Linked DNA regions of Homo sapiens: region 2 is linked to region 1. Evidence: chromatin contacts called from ENCODE Hi-C data. All regions are on one chromosome and are shown on one strand. Each heading gives the region's core, a stretch centred on a gene start or an enhancer-like site at or near the end of the contact. The rest is flanking DNA. Distances are from core to core; before and after follow the strand shown.

The links. Hi-C counts contacts between places; a loop is a spot of excess contacts on that map. Pooled maps may share reads with other maps.
Region 2: a pooled map shows a loop between it and region 1 (2.7-fold over the local background). The contact joins two enhancer-like sites. A Hi-C loop is called at or near these places in 4 of 168 maps with a recorded cell type or tissue (GM23248, heart left ventricle, heart right ventricle and 1 more) and 8 of 50 pooled maps.

Annotation. Positions count from the first base shown.
Region 1 is chr17:1,901,811-1,906,887 of GRCh38, forward strand. No RefSeq gene overlaps it. Among named protein-coding and RNA genes, the nearest start is that of RPA1, 74 kb to the left of the region's middle. RefSeq lists enhancers at 2,359-2,408, 2,489-2,538. Within about 2 kb of position 2,546, at least 2 of the 41 ENCODE cell types and tissues checked have a DNase peak (open chromatin) inside an H3K27ac peak, as active enhancers do.
Region 2 is chr17:2,257,986-2,263,062 of GRCh38, forward strand. All of the region lies in intron 8 of SMG6 (SMG6 nonsense mediated mRNA decay factor), which reads right to left. Among named protein-coding and RNA genes, the nearest start is that of SMG6, 43 kb to the right of the region's middle. RefSeq lists enhancers at 1,251-1,450, 1,731-1,860. Within about 2 kb of position 2,351, at least 8 of the 41 ENCODE cell types and tissues checked have a DNase peak (open chromatin) inside an H3K27ac peak, as active enhancers do.

The DNA of each region.
Region 1 (5,077 bases), core at 1,296-3,795:
CCCGGGAGGCTGAAGCAAGAGAGTCCCTCCCCGTGAGGCAGAGGCTGCAGTGAGCCAAGATCACACCATGGCACTCCAGCCTGAGCGACTGAGGGAGACTCCATCTCAAAACAAAAAAATCACAAACATAATTAAAAGATTTACTAATCATTAATAGCTTTAGATAAATAATTTTAAGTGGTGTTTGGCTCTTTGGATGTGTTTTCAGCCAATTCACTCTTGCAGGATGCTTATACTTTTTCTAATTGTTATAAATTCAAGATTTCACGAGCAGAAGCGTTTATGCTTTGTGGCACTGACAATCCATGCCTTTTCTTGTTCTGTTAGGTTCTCTCATTGATTTTTCTTTGCCTAAGTCCAGGGATAACTCCTCTAACCCTGTGTACCACCAAGGGCTGGTAGGTAATTTGAGCAGGTCCTTCCTTGGAAGCAGGTAGATTAATGTAGGGAGGGGAGGGAAAAAGAAGGCTTTGGAGCCCTGGTTTCATCCTGCCTACTACACAGACGGGGGCTGTGCCTATGAAGAGGCGAAACTCTTGTTTCCCACCACCCTGGCAAAGAAGGCCTCTTGAGAATACATTTGACTTGCCTATAAATCAACCTGATTATCTAAAGCTATTAATGATTATTAAGTCTTGTAATTATATTTGTAATGATGGTTTTGAAAAGTCATTGAGAAAAGTATGTAGCCACTCGTCTTCATGGTTCCAGCCTGTCAGTATGTGACTTTATTTTTTGAGATGGAGTCTCTGTCGCCCAGGCTGGAGTGCAGTGGTGCGATCTCGGCTCACTGCAACCACCACCTCCTGGGTTTAAGTGATTCTCCTGCCTCAGCCTCTTGAGTAGCTGGGACTACTGCACGCCCAGCTGATTTTTTGGGGTCTTTTTGTTTGTTTGTTTGTTTGTTTTTTAGACGGAGTTTCACTCTTACCCAGGCTAGAGTGCAGTGGCACAATCTCGGCTCACTGCAACCTCTGCCTCCCAAGTTCAAGCAATCCTCCTGCCTCAGCCTCCCAAATAGCTGGGACTACAGGCGCCCGCCACCATGCCCAGCTTATTTTTTGTATTTTTAGTAGAGACGGGGTTTCACCGTGTTAGCCAGGATGGTCTCAATCTCCTGATCTCGTGATCTGCCCGCCTCTGCCTCCCAAAGTGCTGGGATTACAGGCGTGAGCCACCACGCCCAGCCTTAGTATGTGACTTTTTTTTTTTTTTTTTTTTTTTTTGAGATGGAGTTTCGCTCTTGTTGCCCAGGCTGGAGTGCAATGGCGTGATCTTGGCTCACTGCAAACTCTGCCTCCCAGGTTCAAGCAATTCTCCTGCCTCAGGCTCCCGAGTAGCTGGGATTTACAGGTATATGCCACCGCGCCCAGCTAATTTTCTATTTTTAGTAGAGACCATGTTGGTCAGGCTGGTCTCAAACTCTCGACCTCAGGTGATCCGCCCACCTTGGTCTCCCAAGGTGCTGGGATTACAGGCGTGAGCCACCGCGCCCAGCCAGTGTGTGACTTAAAGATATCTGTCCCTGAGAGCTATGGACTATTTAGAGCAAGGCTTGGGGGCTAAGTAGTCATATCACAGTGATATTAAAATGCAGTTGAGGGGGAAATTGCTGGAAGACTGGAGTCAATCAGGAAAGACTTCACAAAGAATTGGGTGATTTGAGACTCACTGATTAGAGCCTTCATTTAGGTCGGGGCTGTCCGGTCTGTATGAGGCAGACCGAGAGCAACACTGGTAACAGTGGCATGCGCTGTGTTCGTCACTGACACGAAGCCACGCGGTGCCACGGAGGCTGGGTAGAGGTACTGAACGGAAATGGGTTCCTGGTGCAAATAGGACAGTGTTTGACTATGGGCTGAGTGAAAGTTTCTTTTTTTTTTTTTTAATTTTTTATTTTTTTGAGATGGAGTCTCTCTCTGTTGCCCAGGCTGGAGTGCAATGGCACGATCTCGGCTCACTGCAACCTCCACCTCCCAGGTTCAAGCGATTCTTCTGCCTCAGCCTCCCGAGTAGCTGGGATTATACAGGCGTGTGTCACCACATCTGGATAATTTCTGTATTTCTAGTAGAGACAGGGTTTCACCATGTTGGCCAGGCTAATCTCGAACTCCCGACCTCAGGTGATCCGGCCTCCTCGGCCTCCCAAAGTGCTGGGATTACGGGCGTGAGACACTGTGCCCGGCCAGTAAGAGGTTCTTGTGTTATCCATTGCCATACCCCTAACCTGCATTGGGTTTGTCGTGACAGTGTCTGACTTGCCAGTGAGCTCGTGGGTGTTTGTGAGAGGCTTTGAACCAGCCACCTGGCTGCATTTGCAGCTTCTCAGGCTCTTAGTAGCTGTCGCTTTACACCCTCTCCTTAGCTGTTGATGAGTCTCAAAATGTATACTTTTCAATAAAACAAATCTTTTTTTCAGCCTTGAATAGACCCTGTGAAAAACTGAATCCCACCTGCCTCGTGAGAAATATTTATATAGCCAACTCAGAAGTGATCGTGTAAACTTTTAATAATTGCGAGCCGTTCTTATAAAATTATGCCCGTTCCCTAGTGCATTACCCAGTTGGTAATTGGAAGTTTGTGCTGTCATTAAAAATGACAGCTTCCTCAGATAACATTCTCGGTGCTTGTAAAATGCAAATAACCAAACCTATATTTAACTTATGTGTGTTGCAGCTTCCTTTCAACGGCCAGGTAACCTAGGGGGCTGGTGCCTGTTAAAGAGGAGGGCTTGCCGCGGGGAACTGCAGCTTTGTGCTCTTCAATGCCCAGCCCTGAAATGGAGTTAGAACAGGCAGGACTTTTTAAAAATAAGCCCCAGTTGGACTCTCATCTCCTCTCACCGTTGACACTGCTGTTCATGTTGAAGTTTATTTATATCTTCAGTCAGCCATGGTACAGAGGTCATTTCCATTGGCCTAAAATTTTAGAGGCTTATATGTTTGCCTGGGAAAGCTGATCTCCTCAGCACTTAGGCTTGTAATGCAAAGCCTGTCTCTTGCAGAAGCTTTTCTGCTTCCATAACACGGCGACTCCCACCGTCACCACCACCACCAATTTCCTGCTCCACGATTTATTCAAAATCTGAATAGCTGTATAAGGTGCATCCCTGCAAATGAGCTCTCCTCCTCTAATGGGCTCTTTCCAGGCAGCAAACCTTTCACAAAGGAGCCACTAATTAAGCAAAAAACAGTTTGTCTTGCTTAGCCACGTTTCAGGAGTCCAGCAGTCAGTTTAGAAGACGGCAACATCCTTTACAGCCGTGATGGTAATAATATTCTTTTGTCTCATACCAGGGTCTCTAACTGGCAATTTGGGTGTCTGGGTGTGCGTGTGTCCCTGTTCTGTCTTGCTCTCCATCTTGAAGAGGAAAATTTGTTTCCGTGGACTTTTATTTTTTTGGAAATCCTTGTTAAAGTTACTCTGTAAGGATCAAACCCACACCAAGCCTTCCTGGTTGGAAAGAGGCGCTGCCTGAGTGTCGATTTGCAGTGGGGGCACGCGCAGGCTCTCCGGGAAAACGCCTGTCAGTCAAAGCGGCTCTCTCGTGAGAGCGTCTGACTGCTCGGTTCCCTTCCATCTCCGTCTGCTGGAGAATTGAAGGTGTTAGCAGGTTCACCGGGCAGCAACGCTCAGACCGATGTGCAGGCCACCGCCGCATGCTGCACGTGCCTCCTAATAGAACCTTGAGCTCCCGCAGCCAAGCCTCATTTTGTGTGTGTGTTATTAAAGTGCCGGTGACTAGGAAAAGCAGAGCCCTCTTAATTAGAGAGCGACATCCTTGCATAGTGGTAGTGTTCCGTTTGTGGCATAATTGTCACAGCAAATTACCAGTTAGGTTAAATATTGGGCTGGTAGTTCTCAGCGCTTCCATTCTTGGCTCCACCCCGCCCTCCCCACCCTCTCCTACCCTCACCATCACCTGCTAGCCTGCACTTTTAACTTGATCTTCTGCCAAGTGATAGCTTTTAAGTGAGGCTTAGAGCAGATACACTTTACAGCAGGAGCAATAAATCTAGCTTTGGGCAAGTTACAGGATGCCAGGAACATCTGAATGAGGGGGGCAATTTTTGCTGTGTGTATGGGGGTGTGCTGGGTCGTCTCGTGGGGCTCAGCTATAAAACTGGGTCCTCCGTATATCTGACATGGTGTCTGTCCCGTGAGAAGATACTTGAGGTGACACAAGAAATGTGAAGGAAATAGAAGACCTGGTCCCTTCTCATTATCCGTCCATGGCGGGGGGGGAGCCTCACAAAATGGAAGAGCACTTTCTATAAGCAAAACCAGAGTGACACAGAGGATGCTGAGTACGTGGTGTGTGAAGGGAGTCCAGTGAAGGAGAGCGGACAGTCTGGTGGAGGCAGACAAAAAACCTATGAGTTGTCATCGTGAAGTTGCAAAAAAGGGATTGGCTGGCCGGGCGCAGTAGCTCACGCCTGTAATCCCAGCACTTTGGGAGGCCGAGGTGGGTGGATCACCTGAGGTCGGGAGTACAAGACCAGCCTGACCAACATGGAGAAACCCCGTCTCTGCTAAAAATACAAAATTAGCCGGGGTGGTGGTGCATGCCTGTAATCCCAGCTACTCGGGAGGCTGAGGCAGGAGAATCGCTTGAACCCAGGAGACGGAGGTTGCAGTGAGCCGAGATCGCGCCATTGCACTCCAGCCTGGGCAACAAGAGCGAAACTCCGTCTCAAAAAAAAAAAAAAAAAAAAAGGATCGGCTGGAAGAAAAGTCCATTTCAAACTGAAGGACTGGCACGTTGCTCAGGAGCCAGTAAACCAGGTGCAGGTGATACCAAGAAAATTAGCTTGGTTTGAGTGGTGAGTCTTTGTAGAAAAATAAATGAGATTGCTGCACACTGGGAGGGCGGCCTGGATCTTCATTTCCTTGGAGCTTAAGACTTAAGCCCTGTGGAATGTAAGTCCTAGGAGTGTCCTTTGTCACTAATTGATCTTTCAGCTGCTCATAGAGCTGGCATTCTTGCAGGCCAGGTACACGAGAAGATAGAGCCGGAGCAGCCTGCCTCCGCTTAGCCAACTGCATAGCTGAGGAAATCCTGCCGGGCATGTTATTG
Region 2 (5,077 bases), core at 1,101-3,600, 360 kb after region 1:
GCGACAAAGCGAGACTCTGTCGCAAAAAAAAAAAAAAAAAAAAAAAAAAATATACACACACACACACACACACACACACACATATATATACATATATAGATGGTCAAAACTTCTATAGCATCTTCTATGTGTAGCACACTACTCTAAGCACTTTGCGTCTGTTAACATTACAACAATTCTGTGAGGATAAGTACTACTATTATTTCCTTACAGAAAACAGCAAAGAGGTTAATTGACTTGCCTAGAGCCTGAGCTCTTTATTTCTCGCCTTTTAAAAAAGGCGACCTTGGCTGGGTGCAGTGACTCACGCCTGTAATCCCAGCACTTTGGGAGGCTGACGCAGGCAGATCAACGGAGGTCAGGAGTTCGAGACCAACCTGGCCAACACGGTGAAGGACCATCTCTACTAAAATCACAAAAAAATTAGCTGGGTGTTATGGCACATGCCTGTAATCCCAGCTACTGGGGAGACTGAGGCAGGAGAATCATTTGAACTGGGAAATGGAGGTTGCAGTGAGCCAAGACTGCACCACTGCACTCCAGGCTAGGCGACAGAGTAAGACTCTGTCTCAAAAAAAAAAAAAAAAAGGCAACCTCATTTGAACCTAGGAATTCAAGACCAGCCTGGGCAACATAGAGAGACCTTGTTTCTACGAAAAAATAATTAGCTGGGCGTGGTGGTGCAGCCTGTAGTCCCAGCTACTCTATGGGCTGAGTTGGGAGGATTGCTTGAGCCCAGGAGGTGAAGGGTGAAGTGAGCTGTGATCACGCCACTGCACTCCCAGCCTCAGTGACAGAGCAAGACGCCAGCTCAAAAAAAAAAAAAAGGAACTGGCGCGATGGCTCACACCTGCAATTCCAGCATGTTGGGGGGCCGAGGTCAGGAGTTCAAGACCAGCCTGGCCAACATGGTGAAACCCCATTTCTACTAAAAATACAAAAATGAGCACGGTGTGGTGGCATGTACCTGTAATCCCAGCTAGTTGGGAGGCTGAGGTAGGAGAATTGCTTCAACCCAGGAAGCGGAAGTTGCAGTGAGCAGAGATCACACCACTGCACTCCAGCCTGGGCGACAAAGCGAGACTCTATCTCAAAAACACACAAACAAAAGGCAACTTTTTCAGCAGAACCGAGACAGACACGGAGAATGTTTCTATAAAGACCAAAAGCAAAAGCCCCAAACAAAACCCACCAATGGTTTCAGCTTTCTTTCACCGAGAGACCACCAGGCCAAACCAACAGAGAAGTCTTGGAGATTAAGGTAAGTAAATACTTCCAGTCCAGACAATACCATGCAAGTTGGCAGAAGCATGTAACAACATGCACCCTCAAATAGTATCAGTAAGAAGAGATAAAAGATAAAATTGTAAAACTGAACAAGTTTATTCATGGTGATAAAGCAACAGGAGCCTGATGAATAAGGAAAGAGTCCTTCAAGGACGGGCACAGTAGCTCATGCCTGTAAGAGGATCACTTGGGCCCAGGAGTTTGACCAGCCTGGGCAACACAGTGAGACCTCATCTCTACAAAAAATAAACAAAATTAGCCAGCTATGGTGGCACACGCCTGTAGTCCCAGTTGGGAGGCTGAGGTGGGAGGATCACCTGAGCCCAGGAGGTTGAGGCTGCAGTGAGCCGAGATCGTGCCACTGCACTCCAGCCTGGGTGACAAAACGAGACCCTGTCTCCAAAAAAAAAAAAAAAAAAAAAGTTCAAGGAATATGTGTGCATTCGCACACTAATAAAGGGACTGTGCACAGTCCAGAAAAATATTTGAAAATATAACCTCTCTACCTACCTAACGCCATACAGGAAAACCCCTGAATCTCTCAGGAAAGGGAGGAGCACGAACTAATCTAAGAACCCAAAGGAGAACGAAGCTTCAGTTTAAGATAGATGTGGTCACAAAGACGGTTTCACAAACCACTCTGCTGTGGTTATTTGCCATAAAGCAAATAACCAGCACACAGGGAGCTTTGGCTACCTTGTGCGAGCTTCAGATTTAAGCAAGGCACCAAATAAGGGAAGGATTCTGGCGCATCAACTCCCAGGAAAAGTGTTTCAAGTTAAAAATGGTCATTCAGGTTTGGATGTGAACTTCTGTATCTGCTCTTTATCAACAGAGGCAACTCTACCTCCCTGGCAGCTAGCAGCAGAAAAAGAAGAAAACTGTTAGAATACAAATGGATTACACAAAGACAACAACATGGCCTGCTACAGCCTGGCATTCGCCTTGACACTAAAAACAAGGCTAGAAACACGCATTGCAGATCTTCTGGGATTCCACATCTGAGCTGAACCAAGCATGTCCAGGAGAAGGCAGGCCATGATGTCACTTTCCCCCCCCACAGCCAGATGCTTCAAGATGAAGGCTGTAAACCACAGCACTGTTGGTGAGAGACTCAGTTTCACTGTGACTGGAGGCAAGGCCTGCTTCCAGCTAGTTTTTTTGGTCAATCAAATCTTTTCTGTGCTGGTTCCCAGACCCAAACTCTGTAGTTCAAAAGTCAAAGCAAACACCTCAAATCTTTTATCTTTGATCCAATTCTTTATCTTCCAAATTCTCTCTTCGTCCTCTGTCTCTGAACAATGAAAATCAATCTTAACAAGGATCCACAAAGCAAGGAAAACATGGGCATTAACTTCTTCCTAATTTATTTAAAATGCTCTGTCACTGCTATCATTAAACGTATAGAAAAAAATTTGAGTTTAGAGTTAAAAGGGAAGAGGCCGGGCGCAGTGGCTCATGCCTGTAATCCCAGCACTTTGGGAGGCCGAGGTGGGTGGATCACCTGAGGTCAGGAGTTTGAGACCAGCCTGGCCAAAAATGGCAAAACCCTGTCTCTACTGAAAATACAAAAATTAGCTGGGTGTGATGGCGGGTGCCTGTAATCCCAGCTACTTGAGAGGCTGAGGCAGAAGAATCACTTGAACCCGGGAGGCGGAGGTTGCAGTGAGACGAGATCATGCCATTCCACTCCAGCCTGGGCAACAGGGCAAGACTCTATCTCAAAAATATATTTAAGAAAAAAGAAAAAAAAGTCGGGCGCGGTGGCTCACGCCTGTAATCCCAGCACTTTGGGAGGCCCAGGAGGGCAGATCACGAGGTCAGGAGATCGAGACCATCCTGGCTAACACAGTGAAACCCTTTCTCTACTAAAAATACAAAAAAAAAAAAAATTAGCCAGGTGTGGTGGCGAGCACCTGTAGTCCCAGCTACTCAGGAGGCTGAGGCAGGAGAATCACTTGAACCCGGGAGGCGGAGCTTGCAGTGAGCCAAGATCGCACCACTGCATTCTAGCCTGGGTGACAGAGCGAGACTCCGTCTCAAAAAAAAAAAAAGGGAAGAGAAGAATGACAGCGATACAAGTAAATAAACTGCTGGTTATACAAGTATGCTTACATTGTCACAATTTATCACCTGTATGGCTCTGTTATGTGCACTTTTCTGTGTATATATATTTTTGGAAGATTTCTTTTAACTCTGCAATAATTTTTTAAATTGCCACAACTTTTTCTACTAGTCCACAAAAAGCCTTTGTTTCACAGCCAATAAATACCCTTTGCCCCATATGTCCTAATCCCCACCATTATTCTAACTCTGAGGTGGTAGACATGCAGATGACTGGTGCTATAATAAACAACTTTCTGCTACCCCTCGGTGGACAAAGCTGTGCAGATGTGTTGATGGTGTATGCTATATCCCCAGTGTACGGATGTAAAGACAAGGAAAGAGATTAAAAAATCTGTTCATGCAAACAAAAAGAAATTTAGGAATGCAACCCATAAGATCTCACTCCTGGTCTGCAGTGACCACAAGTGACAGCTTCCTAGGAGCACGAAGGGCACTATTAGTGCCTTATTCAACCTTTTGACATATGTCACTTGCAAGTATTTCAAAAGCCATAGAGTTTTATAGATCTGTCCAGAAGTCTAAAGGAAAACCTGCCAAAGACATTCCTCAGAAGAGAATGTCAAATGTGTTAACATAGTTTGCTTGACAAATTAGGACCTAGCATCTCAGAGATTTGTGGCACAAGTAAACTCAAAATCTCAATAGCAAGAATAAGGTTTTAGCATCTTTATCAAGAAAAAAAATCCCAGAAAAATGTAAATCCATAGCGAGTATTATCACAATTCCTCTTTCCCATACGCATCAGGAGCTGCAGTCCTACTGTGTGTGTGAAAGTCAAGAATAGGACTTAGTGCCAATGATTACAACACAAAGCATAACTTATTCCTAAGCCAAGCTGGGCTTGGCTCAGAAAGCTTCCCAGAATGATGGAAGGCATGACTTTAGAGTGAGTCAACCTTTGCTAATACATAAAATAAAGCAGAGAAAGAACTATTTGAAGGATTCACTTCTAAGCTTGAGCCAAATCAAAAGCTCAAATCTATCTACATTGTGATGAATCTTCAGTTCCAACTGAGTGATCAGACAGCACCAATGTGGACATCTGTACCATGGCCCAAGACATTATAATGACAGAATCTTGGCTGGGAATCTCAGAAGCAACCATTCCTTGCAGTTTCGAACCATGCTATGTTTTTATCCATGTTGTTCCTTCTGCCAGAAAAGTCAGCTGACCACATCTACCTAAAATACTTCTTTGACTTGCAAAATTAAGGACAAAGATTACCTTTCTAGGTCGCTCTACCTGTTCACCCTGAGTTAATCTCTTTTACCTCTGTCCAGTGTATATATTTCTATTATTACATTTATAACACTTTATTGCAAGTATTTATTTACATATCCTTTTTTCTTACTAGACTGTGTTTTTGAGGGAAGGACCAACATCACTTACTTTTCTGTGTGCAGTACCTAGAATAACAATATATAAAGGTGCTCCATGAATATTTATGGAAATGACCTGAATTGGGACAGGGAAAAACTTGATTTCCTCAGAGACTACTAGCTGGCCTCAGAGGAGGTTTTACAGCAAAATGGGCAAGTGAAAAGAGAAAAAATATCTATATAAAACTTTGAAGCCACTTATTTTAGGCAACATACAAAGGTATATACTATACTGTAAGATAAAATAGATAAAAACAAGAAAGAGAAGCCAAAGAGAAAAAGA